Linked DNA regions of Homo sapiens: region 1 is linked to region 2. Evidence: read pairs that join two places in POLR2A ChIA-PET (ENCODE). Cell type or tissue: A673. All regions are shown on one strand. Each heading gives the region's core, and the rest is flanking DNA. Links, peaks and the distances in the headings are about the cores only. Region 1 overlaps ADAMTS16 (ADAM metallopeptidase with thrombospondin type 1 motif 16). Region 2 overlaps LOC101929200 (a long non-coding RNA gene).

The links. Peaks named below come from ENCODE experiments on the same cell type or tissue, not always from the same donor. Only the 100,000 strongest peaks of a DNase experiment are listed, where the experiment ranks them.
Region 1: POLR2A ChIA-PET joins it to region 2 with 7 read pairs; 3 of 35 experiments call an interaction of 5 or more read pairs at or near these places.

What each region holds. Positions count from the first base shown.
Region 1 is chr5:5,160,966-5,166,350 of GRCh38, forward strand. The region is part of intron 3 of ADAMTS16 (ADAM metallopeptidase with thrombospondin type 1 motif 16); the gene reads left to right. All of the region lies in intron 1 of ADAMTS16-AS1 (ADAMTS16 antisense RNA 1), which reads right to left. Among named protein-coding and RNA genes, the nearest start is that of ADAMTS16-AS1, 13 kb to the right of the region's middle. In A673, for the core only: no CTCF peak of the experiment used is centred there; no DNase peak of the experiment used is centred there.
Region 2 is chr5:5,401,277-5,406,661 of GRCh38, forward strand. All of the region lies in intron 2 of LOC101929200 (a long non-coding RNA gene), which reads right to left. Among named protein-coding and RNA genes, the nearest start is that of ICE1, 19 kb to the right of the region's middle. In A673, for the core only: no CTCF peak of the experiment used is centred there; a DNase peak (open chromatin) is centred at 2,655; H3K27ac peaks cover 1,820 bases.

The sequences.
Region 1 (5,385 bases), core at 110-5,109, 240 kb before region 2:
GCTAATCTCACAGATTGCAATTTAAATGTAAAAATATCTTAAAAGCCCATACCTTAGTAATCACATTATTGAGTGTCAGCTTTCAGTTACATATACACTAGTTTATTACCTATATTTTTGTATGCACATGGCATTATCTATACTATGATAAAATCAAGAGTTATCTGTTCTATCCAACAGACATATGCAACTATGAAGGCCAAGCATATTAAGTACGTTTTGACATTGTATCACATTCCATTGTACAGTTTGCAGATTCATCCTGTTATTTGGCAATTATTCACAGTTTAGATTTCACCTTCATCTTCTGCACTCTAAAATGGATTAGAGTTGGATACTTTCAAGAGGTCATTTTTGTTTGATCTTGATTTCAAAGTCAACAACAACCAACTTCTTTCTCCAGTTTCCACCTTTCATCCACCCTTTGTCAATGGTGTGGCTGACTCCAGGCTCTGTCATGGGATAAGGGGACATAACACAGCTGTCCTAGATACAATGCACATATGGGTGAAACTGTAGAGTCGATAAGTATAATGGACAGTTAATTATCATGTTGGGCAAAATATCAGTAGATACGTAGATGTGTCAGAAGAGTCTGGTTGCTGTTGCCACCATGTGTGGTTGGATGCTGTGGATAATTTCTTTTGTGATGAGCTAAATTTCCAAATTTCCATACTGTCTTAATTCACCTTCCATTCACAGGTCCTTTCCACTATTTTTCTCTTCACATTAATACCATTCTTGTAGCCCACATTCACAGCCCTTACCTAGAAGAGTAGCTTCTGATGCACTCAATAATATATTTTCTATCATAGGAAGAGCAGACACATTCTTTGACCTGCTTCATTTATGTGGGTCTTCAGAAATGGTTCTTCTGCTCCCTGTAACTAGATAATGGCTGGGGCAGGGGACAGGGACTGTGAAAGTTTTATGCAAAGGGCATTATTTATCTTACTGTTCTTTTTCAACACACATATCCCTTTTCTCCAACTCCCAAACCAAAGCTTGGGAGAAAAACGTTTTCTCATCTTTAGTGTACCCCAGTACCAAGGCATACTTGTAATCTAATTTCCATACTTGGTTGTTATGGAGCAAGCCTATGGTGAATTCTGCTTTATTACGATAGACGTATGCATGTTAAAGTATGTGCCAGTGATATAATTTGAATAGTTTCCAATAAAATCTGAAAATGTACCCATTATAAGTCGGGAAAATAATTGATATTGAAACAAGCACCTACTGTATGCCAGGCATTTAAAAAATTATTTTAGGCAGATTCATTACAGGAGCTACTATTGCATTTAATTATATTAACATTATGAGAAACATTTTTATTCCTATTTTATTTAAGGGAAATCTGCCAATCAGACCCATTATCTAACCTGCCAAAAGTTGACATCTAACAAGGGTGAGAGCCCGGAAACCACAGCATGGCTATGGGATCTCAGTGTAAAGGCTGAGCATTTGACCAGGCATCCGTTATCTCCTCCCAGGAACATTCCCATGAGCATCCTTGGAGTCTAATTGATTGTTTGGGCAACATTGGGTATTGGAGGGAAAAGAGGAACTTAGATGTACAAAGTCTGTGCTTTTAATCACTTTGGTGCATGCACGGGGAACAGCTCTGCAATTCTGTATGACCTTGCTGAGAAAGCCAGGATTCCTACAGAGAATTCTGGAGGGCTTCTTTAACTTTCATAGCTCTGGTGGCTATCAGCTCCCATGATTATATGATTGAGTGATGAAAGACCAGAGAGAGAGAGAAAAAGAGAGAGAGAGGAGAAGAGAAGAGAAGAGAGGAGAGGAGAGGAGAGGAGAGGAGAGGAAGAGAGAATATGGTAGACAGACAGAAAAACACATACATTTAAAGCATTTTTAGATCAAAAACTAATTGAAAGAAGCCTACAGAGATTTCCAGTCCTAGAGAGTGGATGGTCTCCTTAGTTCAGCTTGATTCACAGCTATCTGGAATTCTGCATTTATTGTGGACATAACAGCAATAGTTCCAACAGCATTATTTCCATTTAATGTGGCCAAGCCAAAAATGCTCGTGGAGAATTTACAGGAAGGTGACTTCAGGGAGCTTCGTGGTAACAGCCACCACTGCCTGACCAAAAAGGGTGAGGGTCTCACCTGCAAATTGCTGAGAGAATAGGTATTGGGGCATTTTTATTTATTTATTCACTTATTTTGTGGAGAAAAATATGTAACTTGCCAGGAACCATCCTTGTCAATGAGTGACAAGCATACACACTGCTATACAGTGATTTTAGAAAATTCTTTTTAGAAACCTTTTGTTTTGCTAAATTATTTTATTGGGTAACCTGAGCATAAATAACTTCACTGCCTGCTTTGGTTTGGCTGTGTCCCCACCCAAGTCTCATCTGAATTGTGGTTACCGCATCATCTGAAGATTATACAATTTGAGCTAGCATCCTGAAAGATCATTCATAACTTTTCTAATCCCCACAGGATTCTGACATGTATGAGAGTATATGCAGTCATATATACAACTGGGGCTGGAATTTATGAATGGTCAAATTTGGTAGCCACAGCAACAGATGTTTAAGGTAATGGCCTGGGGTGTTACATGTGTAAGGGAAGTCATGTAGAATATGAGTATTGGTACAAATTATCATCCTCAGGCCCTACAGTGCAAAAGCCATGATGAGGCCATGTCTTTAGTCTGTGTCAGTGAACTTAATGGATGGTTGTTGTACTCAGTATTGCTTTCGATATTTATCTATTTGCCATCAGAAAATTTTGGTGTCTAAGGTCAACTTGCTTGAGAGTAAGGAAATGTCAGTAATAACAAACTCCACTTAAAGTCAGATGGTGTCCTAGCAGTCCTTTGGATATGTGGTGGACACCCCACAACACCATGCTTTCCTGCAGAGGCCATGTCCTGCTCCCTGACTGCAGGGCTGAGGAGAAAAACAAACACAACAAACAGAGCACAGGGTGAACAGGAACTAGCCCTTTGTGATCCATGTGGTGTATCCCAGTGTTGAGTTTGTGAATCTTACTAAACATGTCCTTTATCACACCCCACCCACACCGGCTGAGGCAGAATATTTGGGGAAGGAAGATCTTCTGAGATGATTCCCACAGACAAGAGTTCTGAGTATCATGGGTAGATATGCAGAAGGCGGCAAACTCCATAGGTAACCTTCAACCTATCAGTCCCGTTTTCAGCGCAGATACATTCAGTTCCTGTTGTATGCCCGCAGCTGGGAACCCACAAGTGAAAATATCTCTGACCTTCCATTTCGGGCTGCCCTGTGCAGTGGCAGTGTGGAGGAGGCAGGAAACAACTGGTCTCAAATCATAGCTGCCTTTAGAGTGACGTTGCTGAAAGGGAAACAAAGACTCTTGTCCACAATCTTGCTGTGTTCTGCATAAGTCAAGGGGAGCGAGTTTGGCACATGACGCCTTCCTGGCACTGGCTGCAGTCTCTCAGCTTTCTTAGTTGCCTCTGTGTTCTTTTGTAAGGAATCTAGCCCTTCAGTCAGCCTTCTGAGTCTTTGTGCTGCACTGTTAGACTGATTCTCTTCCAAGGGCACTCTCTCTGAATGACAACAGCACAATGCCCTGGGCACCAAGGAAGCACCACGGTGTGGAGGAAGTGTCTGGAGTAGGAGCCCGCCAGCCCTGGGCTCACCGTGTCCTGGTCACCCTCCAGGGCTTCAGCTTTGTTCTGTTTTCTTTTTCCTTTTTTTCTTTTTTCTTGAGACAGAGTCTCACTCTGTCACCCAGGCTGGAGTGCAGTGGCACGATCTCAGCTCACTGCAAGCTCCACCTCCCAGGTTCACACCATTCTCCTGCCTCAGCCTCCCGAGTAGCTGGGACTACAGGCGCCCGCCACCACGCCCGGCTAATTTTTTGTATTTTTAGTAGAGACGGGGTTTTGCCATGTTAGTCAGGATGGTCTCGATCTCCTGACCTCATGACCCACCCTCCTTGGCCTAGCTTTGTTCTGTTTTCTAAATGCTTTATTGAGGTATGATTTACATAACTACCCCTCACCACTTGAAGTGCACAGTTCAGTAATTTTTTAGTAAATGTGGAGTTGTGCAACCTTCTTCACAGTTCAGTCTTAGATTATTTCCAGCACCCAGAAAGCACTCACATACCCCTTAGCAGTCACTCCAGCCCCACCCCAGCCCCAGCAACCACTCCTCTGCTTCCCACCTCCAGTGCCTTTTTTGGCCATTTCATAGAAATGGAATCACACAACACTGGGTCCTCTGCTCCGGCTTCTTTTGCCAAGTATAATGTGTTTGGATTCATCCATGTTGTGTCTATCAGTACTTCCCTCCTTTCCATTGCTCAGCGGCGCCCCATCGTATCCCACTGTGTTTATCCATTCACCAGTTAATGGACATTTGGATTGACCGAGCTTCAATGTGTTATCTACACAAATGCAGCTGCTAATCCCTACCTTGCAAATCTGTTCCAAGGATTATGGATAATATAATAATATGGTATAAAATACCTGGGACAGAGGCAGAGGTGTAGTAGGTGGTTAATAAGTGAATGCTATCCATGTTGGTATGACTAAGAGAAGAACTATTAATATTGTGTAACTTTCCTGGAAGCTGAACCCTAAAGAGCATCGTTGTGAGAGACTGGATATCAACAGCAAAACCGGTAGGAGAAGTACCACTAGTGTCAGAATTAAATAGAGAAAACAGCTGATTCATGAGCTAAGTGCCAACTTGATGAGCTCAGCATAGAATTTGCCTCAGGCTGGCAGCCTGCTGTGGCCAGAGGGAATGGAGCCATGGGGCCGCACACTGGGATGGAGTGAGTGTGAGTGCAAAAACATGGGTGAGTTCAGCAATGGCTTATAGGTCCAGGTGACAACCCCTCATGACCCATGGGCTCTGATGAGAAACACATGTGCGTGCCTGGCTTTCTCTCACCCCGCCTGCCAGTGTGGCCGCCTCCTCTGCCCTTACTCAGGCAATAGCTATCCTGAATCATCTGCGACTCCCTCGCACTGTCCTTAGCCTTTCGGTCATTTTCAACAGCACAGAGTCCTGCACCCACTTTATCTCCTGTCTTCCACAGGTCCCCATGCACTGCCTTTATTCTTTAAAAATATGTCCTGTAAACTTGATTGATAACTCTAAAATATCTCTTTTTTTGCCATCTTTGAAGTTTATTTAATCTACAGTCATCCTGTGAAATAGTTATGGATTTATCCTCTAATTGGGAACATGGAAACTGGGTATCTGGACATACAGTTACTCTCTCCCCCTGCCCCACTCACCATCACACACACACACACACACAAACACACATACATACACACACACACACATGCACACACACGGAGCTCATGCCCTGAAGACAGGCAGAGTCAGAACTTGCACCAGCTCT
Region 2 (5,385 bases), core at 83-5,082:
ACACTGTGCTGCGTTTGCACAGTATGTACATACAAATCCACACGCTGGCATGAATCATCCACTGTAGTCTGTGCGTTTTTATTTCTGTCTCATAGAAAAAAAGAAATCCATCCCTAGAAAGGTTTCTTCCTTGGAAGTCCAAATTGTTATACAAATCTCTTCCATGCCCTTCCCTGACTTCCCAAAAAGCTCAATATTCTTGCTTCCCAAATTCCTTCCCTGCAACTTAAAGACCCCTGAAACCCACTTTTACATAATCTTTCCTTATTACTCCCTAGACAATCTTCCTTGCAGCCATATGCTGATACACACCTCCCTTCATTAAGCCAATATTTTTATGCCAGGTGCCCTTGCCAAAATTGTTCCGTCTCCCCTGGGAATGCGCTAACTCTAATGGCTCAGTTCTTGGCAATCCTGTCTTAGCCTCCAGCTCTGAATTCAAGGCCTATCTCCTCTGTGAAGTATGCCTGGATGTCCGGTGAAAAGTCCTGCCCTGACCCTGCCCTGCTACCCCTGCGCCTCTGTCATTGTGCTCAGGGGAGAGCATCATAACTCGCAAGGGGCTCACCTGGCCAGTATGTGAACACCCTGAGGACAGGGAGTATATCTTCGCCACCTCTACTTCCCCAGAGCAGTGCCTGGCCTGGAGCAGATGTTTAGCTTGTTCGATAAATTAGGATCGAATAGGAATGTGTTGATTTCTAACACAAACCCTTACTTTTCTGGGAAGATGTTTAGATGAGGAAATCATGTACTTTATTCCTATAACATACGGGAGTTTCATCAATCTAGTGGGATATAGGAGTTTCCCCTCAAAAACAACAACAACAAAAAATAGTAAAACTTTGGATAAGTGAATTGAAAACATAAACTCTGGCAGAAACAAGGATTTTTTTCTTCTTTTCTAAATTAGTACCACTTGGTTCAAGGACAAAAGGTCACCTTTGTCAAGTTCAAAATTTATCGGATTTCTTTTGCTTCTCTCAAATTTTAGATCCGTGACTTAAACATACTTCATGAGGAAAGTTACACTGGTCTCTTCATGTTGCTGTTTATCAGAGGAAAGAGACGCTTTACAAACAATGCTGCACTTCACAGGACTCCTGATAAATGAGTCAACAGATTTACTCCCATTTGGGGGGCAGGAAATCTCAGATACAAGTGAAAAAACATTTTATGCACAGAAGACACGCATAACTGAGCTGATATTAGAACACACAGTATTTACCATCACCCTCCAGGGTTGATTGCGTGAGCTGTTTCCCCATCCATGATTCCCAAATGTCCCTTCAGTTGAATAATTATGGATTAAACCCTGCTTTACGAATCGATTTGTAATATGCATTGTGTATGACACAGTGATAATCTGAGTTCTCAGGATTTATAACCTACACATTAAAAGAATATAGAACAGTTTAAGAGCTAACAAACCAAAAACAAAACAAAACAAAAAAACACATAAAAACAAAAACATCCAAGAGATAGCACAAGGCAGTGTGAGATTGAATGCATGGCTCAGTTCTTTTCTAAATCCTGCAGGCGTTCACAGGACAGAGTGGTTATTCTGAGCTAGATAAATGAGGGGCAAATCATGGGAAAGGTGGGTCCTGAGCAGGAAGTCAAAGGTGGCAGAATTTGGGCAGATGAAGGTAGCCAGTCAGCACTCTCCAGGAGGGAGATGTTTGGAATGAGGGCACAGCTAGAATGATCTGCTGCATGACAGGGGGCTGAGAGTTGGTATAATGTACCAATCAGTAATAAGGCTTCAAAGACGTGCGGGAAGCAGAGGGGAGGCTGCTAACTCCATACTATGGTGTTGGGGGCTTTGTCTTGTAGTTTACCTTAGTGACTGGGTTTTTAAAACAATAAAATAACATGCTTATTTTTGTTTTGTTGTTTTGCTTTGTCTTGAGACAGGGTCTCACTCTCTTGCCCAAGCAGGAGTAGAGTGGCACCATCATAGCTCACTGCAGCCTCAAACTCCTGGGCTCAAGTGATCCTCCTGCCTCAGCTTCCCAAGTAGCTGGGACTAGACGTGTGTGCTACCATGCCCAGTTGATTATTTTTTGTATTTTTTGTAGAGATGGGGGTCTCACCGTGTTGTCCAGTCTGGCCTCAAACTGCTGGCATAGAGCAATCTCCCTGCCTTAGCTTCCCAAAGTGCTGGGATTACAGATGTGAGCCACTGTGTCCAGTTCTCTTTTTTTTTTTTTAAGAAAATGAATGTGTCAAAGCTCTAAAAGCTCTAAAAGAATGCGGAATGGGATGAGTGAAGCCACATCATAGATGAGTAGGTGATGCTGGGTATACCTGTGTGGTCATGGAGCCTGCCTGTGCTGGGAGTGAGGCAGTAGGGAGGAGAAGAAAGAGAATTTCAGAGAAGGCATGAAGAAAACAGTCAGCAGAGAGCTGACAGGGAGAATGAGCTATCATTGATAGAAAGGAGGAAGATAAACTGAGAAACCAGCTTGGGAAAAATCGAGAGTTCATATGTAGTTTTTGTGTCTTCTTCCAAAGCACTGGAAGAAAGTATCCAAGCCATACTCAGGCTAAGAAGCAAGAAGCAGGAATCACTAGCTATCTTAAATAGCTCTGCATTAATAGCTTAATGCATTCTCTGCATTAAGCTACTCTTAACAGGAAGCGCACACAGCAGGGATGGGCCAACTCAGCCTTAAAGAGGCAAAGCCCATGTTGTGGAACTCATGTTTAATCTTCATCCCTGACACCATGGCCGTCTTATTCCTGAACTCACTGGGAAAACACAGATGGCATAAGAAAAGGCTGCCTGACCTTCACAGGCTGGTCATCTCCCCACGTGGTTCCTGAAACACTTATCTGAAATTGATGTCCTTTGGTTAAGAATCATAAAAAACATAAAGAATCATAAAGAACACAAGTATCCTATATTCTGTGCTTATGCCTCTTCTAGAGAACTTTTTGTCACTGATTCTCCAGGGTTATTTCTTTCAGGTCTTCAAGTATCCAACCTGCCATCGACTTCCTATGAATCAGTTGTGAGCTATACATCTGGACGTGTATCCTTCCAAAAAAAAAATAAGACATTTCATATTCTGCTCGATTTCTTCCCTTGGGAGAAATTCCCTTTACTACTCTTCTGTCGGAGCAAACCTGGGAAGAGCTGCAGAAATCCCTCATGAGCTGTTACCAGCATACCATGCAGAACCTTCTGTAAACTAGCATCAACATTTGTTTTCCTCAGGCAATCAAGGGAGGCCACAGTTGAGGGCTGGTTAAAAGAGAGACACCTGTGCGTCATTGGTGGGCATGCTGAGAGATGAGTCTCTGGATCACGCTTACGCTCAGCCTCACATATGCCACTTTCATTCCACCCCGTGCTGTTATAAAAGTCAAATTGTGTGACTCATGATTTAGATCTTATGGTCACTTAATGTCCCATAGTTAGGCATCTGGTCTCTACCAGGGCCCAGGAGCAACAAAGAGCCATTTCAGAAAAAAAAAAATGTTGTAATTATTTTCCAAAAAAGCATTACTAGGTGATATGGTTTGGATTTGTGTCCCCCGGCCAAACCTCATGTCAAATGGTAATCTCCAGCGTTGGAGGAGGGTCTGGTAGGAGGTGACTGGATCATGGGGGCAGATCTCCCGCTTGCTGTTCTCCTGATAGTGAGTTCTTGCAAGATCTGGTTGTTTAAGAGTGTGCAGCGCCTCCTCCTTCTCTTTTTCCCTCCTGCTCTAGCCCATGTAAGATGGGCCTGCTTGCCCGCTGCCTTCTGCCATGATTGTAAGTTTCCTGAGGCCTCCATAGCCATGCTTCCTGTGCAGCCTGGGGAACCATGAGCCAATTAAACCTCTTTTCTTTATCAATTACCCAGTCTCAGGTAGTTCTTTATAGCAGTGTGAGAATGGACTAAGACACTAGGCTTGCAATAGTTTCCATGAAGCATCTCGTCCTTCCTCTTGCATCAGCTGGGATACCAGATAGCAGATCTCATTGCCCTCTCTTGCTTCAAGCTCTCCTTAAAACTGTATTTTCAAGGTACTCAATAAGTGGGTCAGCACAGCATACCTAAAGGAGGTATACCCTGCCTCCAACATCAGATTAAAAAAAAAAAGGCTGACCAAATAAAAAAGGAGCATTGAGTTTCATTTCAATATCAGATGGAATGAAAGTTTAATGCTTATTTTTTAGTTATAGGGTGTCAAATAACAACAACTGACTTTCACTCCCCACAGTTGGGTTACATCTGGCCTAGCAGAAACTCCAAAGTTTTGGTGGCCCTTGCAAATTTTCATTGGGCTTTCATCTCCCCTGCTCTATCTTACATGTGATTGCCAGGATATTTCTGGCTTACCTAGTTCAATAAGTATGATGTCATCAAGAAATTGAACCAATATACTGCCCTGTTGAATGGGAAGGTAATCAAGTTCCTTAGGGCTAAATTGTGATAGAGAATAAGAATGCTGGTATCTAGCGAAAGTAAAAGACTCCAGAATATCTGATACATTTTGCCCAAACTCATGTTCCTTTTACCCTGGCTTAACATCTTTATAATATATGACAAGACATATTACCTAGCATCTTCTGTAATTCAATATGAATAAATGTAAATTAATATAAATAAATATAAACAAATTGTAACGCATTGTAAGTACATTGACGAGTAACTCCTTTCTTCCTGAGTCAGATTCTGTACTGTGCCTCTGGGGTATGCGGGGATCTGATTATAACTATAGGTGTAGAGGCTGTGGGGGAGGTAGAAATTGGTATGAGAAGAACCGTCCTTTCTTCCAAGGTAACTACATTAGGTGTCGGTAGGTTTGGCCTCATCAAAGGAGGAGCCTCTGTTAGCAGGAGAAGCTCTGAAGTCCTCATTCCCTTGTCTCCTATTCTCACTCCTAACCAAAACATTTCCTATATTTGCTAAAGAAGACCTGGTGAACGAAGTTCTGAATCAACTTACACTGTAATTCAGTCATGTGCATGATTGGCCTCCATTTGGGAGTTTTGGCGAAATCTGGCCAGCAGCTACAAGAGATAAGCAATCATTTAGGACTTAGAGGCTTGTCACTGGACATACCTTGAACTGAGAATGTAAACCCCTGAGCTGGAATTTTCTTTCTTTGAACGCTTCAGTTTGGTCATGAGCAGCTGGCCCCCGCCCTCCTTAGAGTCCTCATTCTCACTATGATGTTGCTGCAGTCACTGGGTCCTCCCTCTGCCTTCAACAGGCTTTGTATTCCCAGGGACCACAGGTGATAATTTAAGCAGCTGTTTCTTAGTGTGTCATATGTCCAAGTTCTCATTTACTAGTGGTAATTAGGTTCTTACTGCCTTCAAATCCAACCAAGGCTGATAAGCAGTTGTATGGTCTTGTTCTTGAGGAACTGTTGCCTACAACT